Linked DNA regions of Homo sapiens: region 2 is linked to region 1. Evidence: read pairs that join two places in POLR2A ChIA-PET (ENCODE). Cell type or tissue: Caco-2. All regions are shown on one strand. Region 1 overlaps ARRB1 (arrestin beta 1). Region 2 overlaps UVRAG (UV radiation resistance associated).

Region 1 (8,000 bases):
AGTGAGCCTCCCACCTCGGCGTCCTGAGTAGCTGCAATTACAGGTACATGCCATCATGCCCAGTGATTATTTTAAGACATACCATTTGTTAATTTGTCATGTGCTAGGTACTTTAAATATTTATGTTTAATCTCAAGGATAACTCAAGGAGAAAAAGCCAGTATCCTCATTTTACAGAATTGGAAACTGGAGGCTAGGGAGGGGAAGAGAAAAGTTACCCAGTTCAGGGGAGGCAACGCCCGCCTGGCGGCCCCAAAGCCCCTGCTCCTTTTCTGGCCCACACAGCTCCCTGTGCTCTCAGAAGGTGGCCTGGGGAGGCCAGAGGCCCACAAATGGGCGCAGCCAGCATCAAAGTGCTCAGGCAGCCTGCCTGGTGGGCCTGACCCCACATTGCAGGGATCCCTGGAGGAGAGGGCCCAAGCCCTGCTCCCTCAGGGAGCTTTGCCAGGCCTCTCTGAGGGCACCTATTTCACACCCCTGCCTTGGTGGGAATCATTCATTTGAGAACTTGCCCCCCAGGATGGGAGCTCCTCCAGGGCAAGGCCTGTGCTTGGCACAGAGAAGGTGCATCATAAAGGAGTTAAGGGCACAGGCTTAGGGTCAGGCAGGCCTGTAGCCTCATCACCCTGCAACGCAGCCGTCTTGAGTGAAATGAGGCCCTGGCACAGAGTTGGAGCTCTGTGAATGGTGAGAATACTAACCCCTACCACAGCAAGCGGACCCACTGGTGGCCTTGGGCAGGTCCTTGTCCATCTTGGCTTCAGCTGGCTTACGTGCTGTCACTGGGGGTCACATTACCTCACAGGAGGCTAGGTAGGTGGGAGGAAATAATGGGTATATGAGGAGTCCTGGGGAGACCAGAGTGCTGAGCAGAGACAAAGGCCTGATATTAGGACAAGGCTGAATTATTGAGCATTTTAAATAAATGCATTTCCATTACTTCCAAGAATACACAGGCCTTGCAGATAAGGTGGGCACAGCAAAGCCAACCAAGAGCAGCTGTGCCTCAGTGAGGCAGGGAGCAGGGGAGGAGCATTCTAGAGCATCTCCAGACCATTCCCCAGACATACACTGGGACTTGGTAATATGCAACCCCCAAACCTTCCACTTGCTCCTCAAAACAGTTCCCTTTTATGGCTTCAGGAGGGGTAGTAAGAAGCCCGCAGGAGGAACGGTGCTGGCCCTCTTAGCCACCAACCTATCTGGAGTGACCTTCCCAGAACCAGCTCTGCCTGCCACAACCTAGAAGCTCAAGCCATCTGATCCCAAACCTCGGGGAGAACTGCGCAAATGGAAATCGATGTGGGGAGCAATGGGGAATGGGGTCTCGCTCTCTCCCCTGGTATTTAATGGCTATGTTTGGACATGGCATCTTACCTTTCCTGTCCTCACCTGGATAATAGGGCAACACAGCCTGCTCCAGGGTGTTGAGGGGGATGAAAGGCCAACGTCTGTATGCGCCTGGCATGTAACCTGGGTTCAACATAGGTAGGTGAGTGCACTGAGAGGCACTGGGAACACCAAGGGGAACAAGGCCATCCAGGGCCCTGCCTCTGTGGGGCTTAAAGTCTAGCAGGGGGGAAAAGGTATAAGGAATCGCATGTAAGAACACCTGCAGGAAGCGGAGGAGCCTTTGGTCACCATGCTACATTGTTTCCAACATTTATTTTATACTCTCTGTGTATCCAACCGGCACCAGGCAGTGGGACACAGGCTTCCCACGGGGTTTGGAGTGTGGTGGATGAGCTTACGGAATGTGCTTCCTTAAGACCTAGATGGCCTTTCCTTCAGCACCTTCCTTTGGCTCACATTTCACCCTCATGAGGAAACCTCATGAGCAACTCAGCCCCTGTGCTGTCTGATTATCAGCAGGAGGCAGTGGGCATGGGCATTCATGCCACAGAGAGAGAAGGACCTGAATGATTTGGTTGCCTGCTTTTAGCTCAGGTTCATGTGAATCTGATTGAGTCAGTCATGTGGTCTGCTCAATTCTAAGGGCTGGACTGACATGTGGCAACTTTGTACAGGCCAGACCCCAGGAGGCCGGCTCCCCAATTGCCTTTGCCACACTGCCTCTGTCCCACCACAACCACAGTGACCTTAAGGAGCAGAAGGGTCTGTTACAAATGTACTGCCCACATAGGGTAGGGGAGACAGATGTCCAAACCAATACCCAGCCTACCAAAGGCACCCTATGAGAGGGTTATAAAGAGACCACAGGGCCAGGCGCGGTGGCTCATGCCTGTAATCCCAGCACTTTGAAAGATCAAGGCAGGCAGATCATCTGAGGTCAGGAATTCGAGACCAGCCTGACCAACATGGTGAAACCCCGTCTCTACTAAAAATACAAAATTAGCCTGGCGTGGTGGCACATGCCTGTAATCCCAGCTACTTGGGAAGCTGGGGCAGGAGAATCACTTGAACCCGGGAGGCACAGGTTGCAGTGAGCTGAGATGGTGCCGTTGCACTCCAGCCTGGGCAACAAGAGTGAAACTCTGTCTCAAGAAAATATAAAAATTAAAAAAATTAAGAGGCCACAGCAATTCCGAGAAAGGAGCAGCTCCATTCTTTCTGGGATGGGCAGGGGGCTGTTGAGAAAGTTGCAGAGAGCAGGTGACATCTGAGCTGGACTTGAAGCACAATGAAGAGTTTGTCAGATTGTCAAATTGCAGAAGAGAACGTTAAAGGAACAGGCTATGCATGGAATGCACATCCTTACATAGCAGACTGCACATTTCAAAAATCAGTTCAAAATCACAATCTCGTTTCACCCTCTCAAATCCCATAATGGTGTTATTAACTGCCTCTCCCACGGCCCTCCACCTGCCACACACAGGCAAACAAAAAAAGTAAGGTCCAGTGAAGGCAGATGGTGAGCCCCAGGGCAAACAAACGGTGACTGATTTCTGAGTAGAGGGAAGTGAGGGGTGGACTCTGGCTGAAATGGTCCTCTTCTCACTGAAGTGGGGGATTCCTGAATTCCTGTCCGGCGGCAGCACCCCACTTCGGCCCCTGCTGGCCTGTGACACCCTCCTCTCATCCCCAGCATACACACACACTCCTCCGGCCACCAGGGCCTGTCAGAAGGGGCTGGCTGAGAGGGGACGGCCGGCAGAGGAACCAAGCAGCAGGGCCTGGGCCGAGGGGCTGGGAAAAAGCTGACCGTTCTCGAAGGCCCAGATCGGAGGCCCTGCCCAGCCTCTTCCCCTCCTCTAAGTGCTGATCACCTCAGCCTCTCCCGCTGCAAGTCTCCTTCCATGGCCTCTCCTCTCCCATCTCTTGCAGTGGCTGCTGCTGGCCTCTCCCTTCTCCTTCCTCCACCCTCGCCCTCCCCGGGGAGTGGTGAGCTCAGCCTTTCCCAGCAGCCGTCCCTAGGAATGATGGGAAATGCACCGCCAGGAACTGAGAACAGGCCTGCCCCTGGGAAGGAGTGGGAGAAGAGGCGTCAGGGACAGGGCTCAAGTCTGCCACTTCCTAGGACCCCTGACCGCCGAAGGGACAGTCTGCCTGTGTGTACTGCACGCTGGAAGGACATGGGCTCAGACTGTGTGGACTGCCAGGGACCTTGTCTTACAGATGGGGAGACAAAGGCCCCAGGAGAGGAGAAAGGGGACTGACTGCCTGTCCCAGGCATTGGGAGCCTTTCATTGTCTCATGTCATCCTCACAACTGCTCTGCAAGGTGTGTGTGGTAGGCTGAGTAACAGCCCCCCGAGATGCCCACATCCTAATCACCAGAGCTGTGGCTGTGTTGGGTCATGTGGTAGAAGAGATTCTGCAGATGTGATTTTGTTCAGGGCCTTGAGATGGAGAGATTATCCTGCATGACCTGGGTGGGCCCAATGTCATCACAAGGGTCCTGACAAGAGGGAGGCAGGAGGGTCAGAGAGAGTAAAGGCAATGGGGTGATGGAAGCATTGAAAGACAGACGAAAATCTACACTGCTGGCTTCAAAGCTGGAGGATGGGGCTGGGAGCCAAGGCATGCAGACAGCTTCTGGAAGCCAGCAGAGGCAAGGGAATGGATCCCCGCTAGAGTTTCCAGAGGACACAGCCCTGACAACCCATTTCAGGACTTTGGACCTCCAGAAGTGTAAAGAATATATTTGTGTTGTTTTAAGCCACTAAATATATGGTAATTTGTAACAGGAGTAATAGGAGACTAATACGACAGACATTCTTATTCCCATTCTGCGGACCAGGAAACTGAGGCTCACAGAAGGCTCATAACTCCCTCAGGCCAGGTGTGGTGGCTCACACCTGTAATCCCAGCACTTTGGGAGGCCAAGGCGGGCAGATCACTTGAGGTCAGGAGTTCGAAACCAACCTGGCCAACATGGTGAAACCCTGTTTCTGCTAAAAATACAAAAATTACGGGCGTGGTGGCTCTTGCCTGTAATCCCAGGTACTTGGGAGGCTGAGGCAGGAGAATTGCTTAAAGCTGGCAGGTGGAGGTTGCAGTGAGCTGAGATTGAGCCACTTCACTCCAGCCTGCGTGACAGAGTGAGACTCCATCTCAAAAAATAATAACAATTATAATAATAACTCCCTCAGGTCCTTCGGGAATCTCTATGGGCTCTTAAGGTTGGGGGCCCCTCAGCCAAGGCTTCAGGCTAGGGGGAGAGTCTGAGGAGGAGGCAGCGGTCTGCCACTGTAGGCTAAGGCTGAGGACAAGAGAGAGAACTGGAGAAGGTTAAGCTTTGTGCCTTATTACAGCTGGGCCCTTCCAGATCCCGTGACTAAGAACTGCCATGTCCTGACTGAGAAGCAGGGAGGCGTGTGACACACAGGAAGGGCCCTGGCTGTGCAGCTGGGATTGGCTGGCTGAGTGTTTGCCGGATTAACTGAGATGAAATGAAATCCCCTACTTAGCTCTTGGATCCTGATAAAACCCCTGTGAGGAAATTCCTTATCCCTCTGCATTACTGGTAAGGAAAATTGGTCCCCCGGGTTAGTGACTGGCCCAAGTTCTCCCAGCTAGTAAGCAGTGGAGTCTGGGTATTCATAATGAGCAACAGAAAAAGCATCACAGCCAGGCCTGATGGCTATTGAGTGCTTCTTACGTGCCTAACACTGCCTTAACAGTTGCAGGCATTTTCTCAGTCATTCCAGATGCAAACCTGATCACGTGCCTCCTCTGCCTAAAAACTCTTAACCGCTCCCAAGAGCTCTTCACAATCTGGCCTCTGTCCAGCCTCCAGCCTCCCTCCCACCATGCTCCCTGCCCCCACACACCCTCCAGCCACACTGACCTTGGTCAGTTCCCTGGAGCCACCAACTTCCTTCTCACTTCGGGGTCTCCCACAGGACTCCAGTCCCACCAGCCTGGGGCCCCACTAACACAGGGTGGAGAAACCATGGGTCCTGGCCACCTCTGCTCCCCATTGTGTGTAAGGAAGGGATAGGGCCAGGGGTCAGCCCACAATGGCAAGGGGCCTGGGAGGCTGGAGTCAAGAGGGCCCAAGTCAGCCAGTCATCTTCTTAGTAAAGATAACAGCAGACTGGATGCCGCAGGGCATGGTGGCACAGCTCCCAGGGATGCCCCCCCTCCAGCAGAAATGCAGACCCCAGGACACTGGAGCAGAGGGGGTTTGTGGAACACAAGGTGTCCCCTTAAGAGCATGCATGGCAACATGAGGCCCACAGAAGGGCAGGACTTGCTGCAGGCCCCAGAGTGTCACTCTGGGAGTCAGGTCAGAGCAATGGTTAAGGCTTTGGGATCTGCCACTCACTAGCTGGGTAACTGAACCTCTGACTCTCGTCTCTAACAACAGCACGTTTTTTTTTCTTTGAAAAAAAACTTTGTTGCCCAGGCTGGAGTGCAGTGGCACCATCACAGCTCACTGCAGCCTTGACCTCCCCAGGCTCAGGTGATCCTCCCACCTCAGCCTCCCAAGTATCTGGGACTACAGGCATGTGCCACACCACCACACCCAGCTCATTTTTGTATTTTTTGTAGCGATGGGGTTTCACCATGTTGCCCAGGCTGGTCTCAAACTCCTGACCTCAGGTGATCCACCCGCCTCGGCCTCCCAAAGTGCTAGGATTACAGGCGTGAGCCACCACGCCCAGCCAACAGTGCCTTTCTTCACTGATGCATGTGGAGCACCTGGTTCAGTGCCCGGTGAACAGAGAGGCCCGTGGTAGATGACAGCTGCTCTTTCCATTGAGAGAGCAGGGCCTGCACTCGGGACGCCTGGGTCCCAGTTAGTGCTGCTTCCACCACCACCACCACCACCCCACGCTGCGGGATGGGGGAGATCACCCGCTGTAGTGAATTTTAACAATTTCATGTTGCTTGGGCACCCACTCTGAGTATGTCAGACTTTCTCGTACCAGAAGCAGGGCTCAGTCACCCTTGACACAGCTTCCAGTGCTCGGCCTCCTCCCAGTTCCTCAATGTGATCCATCCAGGTATCTGCCTTATGCAACCTCCTCCTGGTGACCACCTCGCTATGGGACAGCCAGACAGAAGCCACCTAACTTGCCCATTGACCCCCACACCCACATGGGCTACATGGATTTGCCGCAGTGACCCCCCTCAGTCACCATGCCTTATGCCTGCTTGCTCTAATCCCAGCAATTATATTTACCCACAGAAACTGCGTGGGTAACATCTTGCACCCCAACAAAGCCTCCAGTCCACAGGTCCTCCCATCTCTCTCTTGCTCCAACTCACTGGCTAAGCACGGGGTCCCAGGCAGCTTCCCGCTGCCCTCCCCTCTGTGAGTAATACTCTGCTTCTGTTATTTCCTGGGTTTTGCTGGCTACTTCCTCAGTGTCTCACCTGACCACGTACTCTCCTAGAGAGTGGTTTTCTTGGTAGGAATAAACGGACACAGGTCAGAAAAGAGCCACAAGGCGCCTTCCACTATAAGCCAGTTTCCTGTGAGAGAGACACCTGGTCACGGCTGGATACTTAGGCATCAGACCATCCACCAGGATAAAGAAGCATCTCATGAAAGGCACACTGTGGACCCCCACAAACACCTGCCCTGGAACTCCGTCAGCAGGGCTAGAATTTATAGCCATTCTCAGAGAGAGACCTCAAGACCAAATTAGAGGAAAATACACTCACGCCACCCCTACTCTATGATATAGCTGGGTGGGTTTAATTAACCCCTCAGGTGGGACCCAAACAGGGAGGACACCTGGAGAGGTGGCACTCAGCTGTTTCTGGAGCCTCTGCTTCTGGGCCTCAAAGCTGGTTACAGGTGGGGTGCCGTGGCTCATGCCTGTAATCCCAGCACTTTAGGAGGCCGAGGCAGACAGATCACCTGAGATCAGGAGTTCAAGACCAGGCTGGCCAACATGGTGAAACCCCGTCTCTACAAAAATACAAAAATTAGCCAGGCATGATGGCGGGTGCCTGTAATCCCAGCTACTTGGGAGGCTGAGGCGGGAGAATTGCTTGAACCCGGGAGGCAGAGGTTGCAGTGAGCCAAGATTGCACCATTGCACTCCAGCCTGGGTGACAGAGTGAGACTCTGTCAAAAAAAAAAAAAAAGTGCTGGTTATGTCCTTATCTCCTCTGGTCATCTATAGAAAAGAGGTGATCGGCTTCGTTTTCCTTACAATTAAAGGAAGGGGCCAGCACTGCCCCAGCAGAGTGAGCCTAGGCTAGAGGAACTCCTAATTCAAAACTGAGCTCCCTACTTGCAAACCGACAGAAGGGAAAGAGGAATGGACTATTCACTGAGCACTTCCAGCGGGTGGGTGTCATGGGAACCTGCCATGAAACATCTCGCTTAAACCCCACAACAGCACAACGAGAGGGGCTAGGCAGTAGTCCAGTCCCATTTTGCCAGGCACGATGGCTCACCCCTGTAATCCCAGCAACTCAGAAGACACAGGCAGGAGAATCATTTAAGGACAGGAGGTCAAGACCAGCCTAGGCAAGACAGTGAGACTTATCTCTTTAAAAAAATTTTTTTTTAATTAAAAAAAATAATAGGCCAGGTGCAGTGGCTCACGCCTGTAATCCCAGCACTTTGGGAGGCTG
Region 2 (8,000 bases), 520 kb after region 1:
TTTTTGAAAGGAAAAGCTATGTTTATTTAGTGTTTACTTTAAAATGTCTCTACAGGATCACAATTCTTTGTGGTAGAAAATTCAGAAGTGAAACTGACTAGAAATAGAGCACAAGCAGAATTGAAACTAATAAGTTGGGCCTGAAGTGAAACGTATGGTAGAATGAAAAAAAATTAGATTTTCATAGTTTCCAAATGTGTATTTTTGATAAGCTGTGTATTTTTACCTGTCAGACATGTTACTGCTGGGGAGAAAAAGAAGTTTGTCATTTTTTTTTTTTTTTTTTTTTTGAGGCGGAGTCTCACTCTGTCGCCCAGGCTGGAGTGCAGTGGCACGATCTCGGCTCACTGCAAGCTCCGCCTCCCGGGTTCACGCCATTCTCCTGCCTCAGCCTCCCTAGTAGCTGGGACTACAGGCGCCTGCCACCACGCCCGGCTAATTTTTTGTATTTTTAGTAGAGATGGGGTTTCACCGTGTTAGCCAGGATGGTCTCGATCTCCTGACTTCATGATACGCCTGCCTCGGCCTCCCAATGTGCTGGGATTACAGGCGTGAGCCAGCGCGCCCGGCCAAGTTTGTCATTTTCAACGTACTGGAATGTGTACAGCTACAAACTGAAGGTGTTTTAGAAAAAGACATCTGTCTTATGAGAGAGGTTGAAACATTTTAGGTTTATGCTTTGTTTTAGGTTTAATGACATAAGTAATGTCTTTTTTTTTTTTTTGAGACAGCGTTACCCTGTTGTCGCCCAGAATGGAGTGCAATGGCACGATCTCAGCTCACTGCAACCTCTGCCTCCCAGGTTCAAGTAATTCTCCTGCCTCAGCCTCCCGAGTAGCCTCCCGAGTAGCTGGGGTGCCCACCACCCCACCTGGCTAATTTTTGTATTTTTAGTAGAGACGGGTTTCACCACATTGGCCAGACTGATCTCGAACTCCTGACCTCAGGTGATCCACCTGCCTCGACCTCCCAAAGTGCTGGGATTGCAGGCATGAGCCACTGTGCCTGGCCAGTAAAGTCTTATATTGTTAAATTTTTTCAATGCCTTGTACAGTATTTTAGCAGTTGCCTCCTTAGATTATAAAAGTAGACGAGTACACACAGAATGGAAACTTGACATTGGAATTTTACAATTCATAGTATACCTTCTTGATTTAGTATCACATAACCTTGTTTTCCATCTTATTTTAAGATGGAAACATGAATTTTGAATCATGGAATTTTGCAGATGCAAAACCTGAAGCCCTCTGAGGTGAAGCTATTTGCCTGGCCACAGACTTGTTCTAGCTATTTATTCTTGCCCTGGAGTATTTAGTAAAGAGTATTAGTTTAACAGATCTGTCTTGTGTCTTGTTCCTGCTTGTGGCAGAGAAATAAACAGAACCTGGGTCTTGTGAACAGTTCCACTGTTCTTGGCTGGGTGTGTTGAGAAGTTGTTTCTTTTTTTTTTTTGAGATGGAGTTTTGCTCTTGTCACCCAGGCTGGAGTACAGTGGTGTGATCTCGGCTCACTGCAACCTCCACCTCCTGGGTTCAAGCGATTCTCCTGTCTCAGCCTCCTTAGTAGTTGGGATTACAGGCGCCTGCCAGCACGCTCGGCTAATTTTTGTAATTTTAGTAGAGATGGGGTTTCATCACGTTGGCCAGGCTGGTCTCGAACTCCTGACCTTAGGTGATCCACCCACCTTGGCCTCCCAAAGTGCTGGGATTACAGGCGTGAGCCACTGTGCCTGGCCAAGAACTTGTTTCGTTTTCTTTCCTTTTTTTTTCTTTTAAGACGGAGTCTTGCTCTGTCGCTAGGCTGGAGTGCAGTGGCACGATCTTGGCTCACTGCAACCTCTGTCTCCTGGGTTCAAGTGATTCTCCTGCCTCAGCCTCCAGAGTAGCTGATATTACAGGTGCCCACCACCACACCCACCTAATTTTTTGTATCTTTAGTAGAGACGGGGTTTTACCATGTTGGCCAGGCTGGTCTCAAACTCCTGACCTCGTGATCCACCCGCCTCTGCCTCCTAAAGTGCTGGGATTACAGGCGTGAGCCTGGCCGAGAACTTGTTTCTTAAACTTCACTCGGTCCTTTGGCAACATTAGCCTCACAGCTTTGGGGATTTTAGGCTAGAACTGAAATGGAGGAGAGGCTGTATTTTAACGTTCTCTTTAAGGGCAGAGCACTCAGAGTCCACCCTCCCACGTCCCTTTTATGGTGTGAATTAGAGTGAAACTTTGGAATGTCCCTCTGGAGCTTAAATGATCAGTCTTCCTGTTTTGTCCCTGGGTACTTACCATGCCTATCTTTTTTTTTTTTTTTTTTTAAATGTTCTACTTAAGAACTTCTGTTCTCTGCCTCTTTAAGTTTCTGAAAGAGTAACCATCTGGTTTTTTGATGGTTTTATTCTGTGTAATATTTGGTGTTGATTGCTGTAGACCCTATGTGGTAGTAATGTTATTAGGCATTTTACTTATCCATTCTTTGTGAAAACTCCAGTATAGTGTGCTTATTGATTGAGAGGCTGAGACTGATAATGCTGAAGTTGAGCATCAGAACTTACCACTTTGGAGTCTCACTTTGTTGGTCCATTGAAATAGCTGGCGTTTTTTCCTACTGTGGTTTTTATAATGTCCAAAAGATGCAGTCAGACATTTTTGAAAATAATGAGGAACACCAGGAAGCTGAAACTAGCAGCAACCTTTGGCTTTTGTCAGTAGACTCCTGGGAAAGAAAAAAGGGAAGACATAAAAGTAAAAGTGAGAATCAGACTTAATAGATCATAAAAGTAAACATGAGAATCAGGCTTATGATCTGTTTTTTTTTTTTCTCCAGGAAAAATTTTATACTCTTTAACATGAGTGTAGCTTTTGTGATTAAGGGTTTAACAGTGAATACAAGTAATTCGTGTGTTCATATTAGCGTATGTTAAAACTAATTCTGGGCGGGGCGCGGTGGCTCATACCTGTAATCCCAGCACTGGGAGGCTGAGGCAGGTGGATCACCTGAGGTTAGGAGTTCGAGACTAGCCTGCCCAACATGGCGAAACCCCATCTCTACTAAAAATACAAAAAATTAGCTGGGCGTGGTGGCGGGCACCTGTAATCCCAGCTACTCAGGAGGCTGAGGCGGGAGAATTGCTTGAACCCAGGAGGCGGAGGTTGCAGTGAGCCGAGATCACGCCACTGCACTCCAGCCTGGGCGACAAGAGCAAAACTCCGTCTCAAAAACAAACAAACAAACAAACAAAAAACTAATTCTGAGTGCAGGATAGGAAAAACTGAGAGCCATTTATTCAATAGATACTTTTAAAGTGCCTTGTTTGAATTGTTAGGCACAGGATTCGGAACTGTATGTCTTGTGTCTGCCAGCCTACTTACATCTTTCAGGGGATATGAACTATTTCCTTCCTTAATTCCAATCATTCTTTTGTATGAGAGCTAATCCAGAAAACTAAACTTTTAAACAATACAAAATAAAAATAATCTTGCTTAGGATTTTGAAAAACCTTTTTTTTTTTAACGTTGTCTCCTTTTAATGAAAATAAGACTGTCCTCAAGAAAATCAGTATTGCTTTCATCCACTAAGATGTTAATATCTAAGTATACATGAGAAGTAGCAACATGAAGAAAGCTTTCTGGTTTTTTATTCTGAAAATAGATTATGAAGCAAGGTTGGCAGGTAGGCTGTGGGGTGCTCATTACAGGTCTAGGATAATTTACAGGACTATACTCATTACAGGATAGAATTGGTACCATTATAGAATTATATATGTATAGTAGATATTTCAGACTTGTTTTCATGAATTGACTTATTGGAGTTTATTCTACATGGAGTGTGTTTAATATAAATATAAAAATAAAGAGTAGCTGCCCAGGTGCTCTGGAGTGATTGGTTGACTGGTGATAGTCATACACTTCTATCAAAAACGTCAGTATAAATTGGGTGCCGTGCTATGCACCTGTAATCCTAGCCTACCTGGGAGGCTGAGGTGGGAGGATTGCTTGAGGCCAGGAGTTTGATTCCAGCCTAGGCAATATAGTGAGACCCCCATCTCTAAAAAAAAAAAAAAAAAAGACACCAGTCTGATGATGATGATAATGATTAATTAATTTTCGGAGACAAGGTTGCCCAGGTTGGAATGCAGTGGCGCAATCATGGTTCACCTGCAATCTTGACCTCCCTGGGCTTAGGTGATCCTCCTGCCTTAGCCTCCTGAGTAGCTGAGACTACAGGCACGCACCACCATGCCTGGCTAATTTATATGAATATAAATAAATATATAAATATATACACATATACATGTGTGTGTATATATATATATGTGTATATATATGTGTGTGTGTATATATATATATATACACACACATATATATATATATATATATACACACATATATATATATATATATATATATATTTTTTTTTTTTTGTAGAGACAGGGTTTTGCTGCTGGGACTACAGGTGCGCATGGTGCGCGCCACCATGTCTGACTAATTTTTGTAGTTTTTTTTGGTAGAGATAGGGTTTTGCCATGTTGCCCAGGCTGGTCTCAAACTCCTGAGCTCAAGCAATCCGCCCACCTTGGCCTCCCAAAGTGTTGGGGTTACAGGTGTGAGCCACTATGCCCAGCCAGTCTGGTTATTAGATGAGGACACTGTAGAGTTGCAGAATTTCTTTTTGGTTTCTTTTTTTGAGACACTGGGTCTCATTATATTGCCCAACGTCAGGCTGAAGCATAGCGGCTATTCACAGGTAATGCACTACAACCTCGAACTCCTGGGTTCAAATGGATCCTTCTGCCTTAGCCTCTGGAGTAGCTGGGACTATAGATGTGTGCGACTGTACCCAGCTAAATTGCAGAATTTCTTAACTGCAAATTAGTGCATTTTTTAATATTATACAACTACCCAAAAACTACTAAAAAATTAGAAAGCTGCTTCTCATGTATACCCAGACATTAACATTTTAGCAAATGAAAGCAATACCACTTGTCTCAGTGACATTCTTCTCTTCATTAAGGTATCCTGTAAAGATCAGTGTAATTGAAAGACTTTCTTAACTATGACCCATTTTGTTTGGCTTCTTAAAGTTCATTTGAGTAATTCCTCACTTACTTAAAGTTGCACAAATGTGAATGCTTGTAAATGCCAGAGACTGTTTAGGTGCTGGAAGTAAAACAGCAAGCAAGACAGAGACACTGCCTTCATGGACCTAACCTTCTGGTGCATGAGAGACAAGGTGGTTAGCAAGCTTTTCTGTGAAGGACCAGATAGTGAACATGTTTCTGTCTCAGCGGGCCTTCTAGGGTCTTAGTAGCAAGTACTCAACTGGTTGCTGTAGTGCAGAAACAGCCCTATACTATATGTAAACAACTGAGTGTGGTTGTATTCCAGTAAAAGTTTAAGGATACTGAAATTATTAATTTTCATGCCATGAAATATTTGTCTTCTTTTTCTTTTTACTTTTTTGAGACGAAGTCTCACTCTGTTGCCCAGTCTGGAGTGCAGTGGCACAATCTCGGCTCACTGCAGCCTCCACCTGCTGGGTTTAAGCAATTCTCGTGCCTCGGCCTCCCACGTAGCTGGGACTACAGGTGCGTGCCACCATGCCTGGCTAAGTTTTGTATTTTTATTAGAGATGGGGTTTTGACATGTTTGCCAGGTTGGTCTCCAGCTCCTAACCTCAAGTGATCTGCCTGCCTCGTCTTCCCAAAGTGCTGGGATTACAGATGTGAGCCACTGTGCCTGGCCAATTAATTGGTATTAAATTCCTTCTGGGTATCAGATACTGCATTATACTCTAGTGTACTTCTTTCTCCAACTTCTGTTATTCTTGGAATGCCAGAATATCTTTGAATATGGTTTTGAGGCTTCTTACAGCAAGTAAGTATTCTTTTTTTTTTGAGACAGTCTCGCTTTCGGCCAGGCTGGAGTGCAGTGGCGTGATCTTGGCTCACTGCAACCTCTGCCTCTCGGGTTCAAGCGATTCTCCTGCCTCAGCCTGCCGAGTAGCTGGGACTACAGGCGCATGCCACCATGCCCGGCTAACTTTTTTTGTATTTTTAGTAGAGACTGGGTTTTACCATGTTAGCCAGGATGGTGTCCATCTCCTGACCTTGTGATCCACCCGCCTCCGCCTCCCAAAGTGTTGGGATTACAGGTGTGAGCCACTGCGCCCGGCCGTAAGTATTCTTTAATATGGTGTCATAAGAAGACTTGTTATAAGGCTGGTCCTGGGTATAACTAAGGTAACTTTGGAAAAAGTGCTTTGTTCTAGTCCTCAGGTTCTTAAGCTTTACAGTGAGAAGACTAGGTTATCTGTAGCTCTGTGCACATTTTTAACCTCTGTGTGCCTCCATTTCCTCAATTGCCAAATGCTTTTGTCTCGAATACTTTCATTCTACAAATACTGTGTTCAGCTCTGTTCTACAACATTATTAATTCAACAGTTAATTTTTGAGTTTCTACCATGTATCCCACAGTGGTTAAGAATATGGACACTAGAGCCTGACTGCTTGTGTTCAAATCCTGGTCCAGCTATTTTCTACGTGCCTAAACTAAGTTAGGCAACCTAGAAGTTATTTAATCTCTGTGTGCCTCAGGGAGACTCAGGTAAAATGGGCATAATAATAGCCTACCTTGTAGGGTTGTTGAGAGGATTAAGTGTGTCATAAATTTCCCTAAAAAGGTGCTTGGTTTATAGTAAGTGTTCAAAAAATGTTAGCTGTTGCTACTGTCATTGCTATTCCCATTTGTCAGGCACTGAAGATACAGGATAAGCGTGTCCTTGCCCTGGAGGGACTCATAATCTAGTGGGTGGCCGGGAACGGTGGCTCACACCTGTAATCCCAGCACTTTGGGAGGCTGAGGCGGGCAGATCACGAGGTCAAGAGAGTGAGACCATCCTGGTCAACATGGTGAAACCCAGTCTCTACTAAAAATACAAAAAATTAGCCGGGTGTGGTGGCAGGCGCCTGTAATCCCAGCTACTTGGGAGGCCGAGGCAGGAGAATCACTTGAACCCGGGAGGCGGAGATTGCAGTTAGCCAAGATCGCACCATTGCACTACAGTCTGGGCAAAAAGAGTGAAACTCCTTCTCAAAAAACAAACAAACAAAAAAAAAAAACAAAACTAGTGGGTAAGACAAATATGTCACTAGGCCATTTTAGTGTAATATAAGAGATGATTCGAAAAAAGTACTGAGATGGGAAAGATGGGAAATGCATGCTAGCAGAGGGACCAGCTTGAGCAAAATGGTAAGAAGGTGTAAAAAGGAATGGCAGATAATTGAGGCCAGAGTTTAAGGAGCTTAGAGGAGGACGGTGGAAACAAGGAGCTGGAGAGTACAAATGCCTTTTGATTTATGATGGGGTTATGTCCTGATGAACCCACTGTAAATTGAAAATATCGCTAAGTCAAAAGTGCATTTAATACACCTAACCTCTCGAACACCGTAGCTTAGCCTAGCCTGTGTTCTCAGACACTTTCCATTAGCCTATAGTTGGGCAAAATCGTCTGACACAAAGCTGATTTTTAAAAAAGCATTGAATATCTCATGTAATTTACTCATGTAATTTATTGAATGCTGACCTGAAGGTGAAAAACAGGATGGCTGTATGGGCACTCCATGTACGATTTCTACTGAATGCATATTACTTTCACACCATCATAAAGTAAAAACATCATTAAGTCAAACCGTCCTAAGTCAGGGACTGTCTGTACCTAGGACAGTCTGTGCTGTTCCACTTACAACACTTCTGACAACAAATATGTTGGGTTTTCCCCCCAACATCAACCAATTCTTTTACACCAGCTGGGTATCCTTGTGTTCAGTTCAATTCTGATGCTATTTACCCGGAGTTATGACCTACAAGTTAAGGGCCCAGTCCCACAAGGCTGCTCCCACAGACGTCAGTCCCAAGTCCCGGTCGCAGGCCTCCTGTACTTCTCAGCTATCAGCTATAAACTGAAGGTTACCATGACCTTCTCCTTGTGTTCAGTAATTTGTTAGA

Evidence for each region. ChIA-PET counts read pairs that join two places held together with the same protein. Peaks named below come from ENCODE experiments on the same cell type or tissue, not always from the same donor. Only the 100,000 strongest peaks of a DNase experiment are listed, where the experiment ranks them.
Region 2: POLR2A ChIA-PET joins it to region 1 with 10 read pairs; 2 of 35 experiments call an interaction of 5 or more read pairs at or near these places.

What each region holds. Positions count from the first base shown.
Region 1 is chr11:75,308,835-75,316,834 of GRCh38, forward strand. The region is part of intron 1 of ARRB1 (arrestin beta 1); the gene reads right to left. Among named protein-coding and RNA genes, the nearest start is that of MIR326, 22 kb to the right of the region's middle. RefSeq lists enhancers at 1-496, 4,805-5,721 and a silencer at 5,357-5,526. In Caco-2, no CTCF peak of the experiment used is centred here; a DNase peak (open chromatin) is centred at 3,399.
Region 2 is chr11:75,824,402-75,832,401 of GRCh38, forward strand. The region is part of intron 1 of UVRAG (UV radiation resistance associated); the gene reads left to right. Among named protein-coding and RNA genes, the nearest start is that of UVRAG, 13 kb to the left of the region's middle. RefSeq lists an enhancer at 15-94. In Caco-2, no CTCF peak of the experiment used is centred here; no DNase peak of the experiment used is centred here.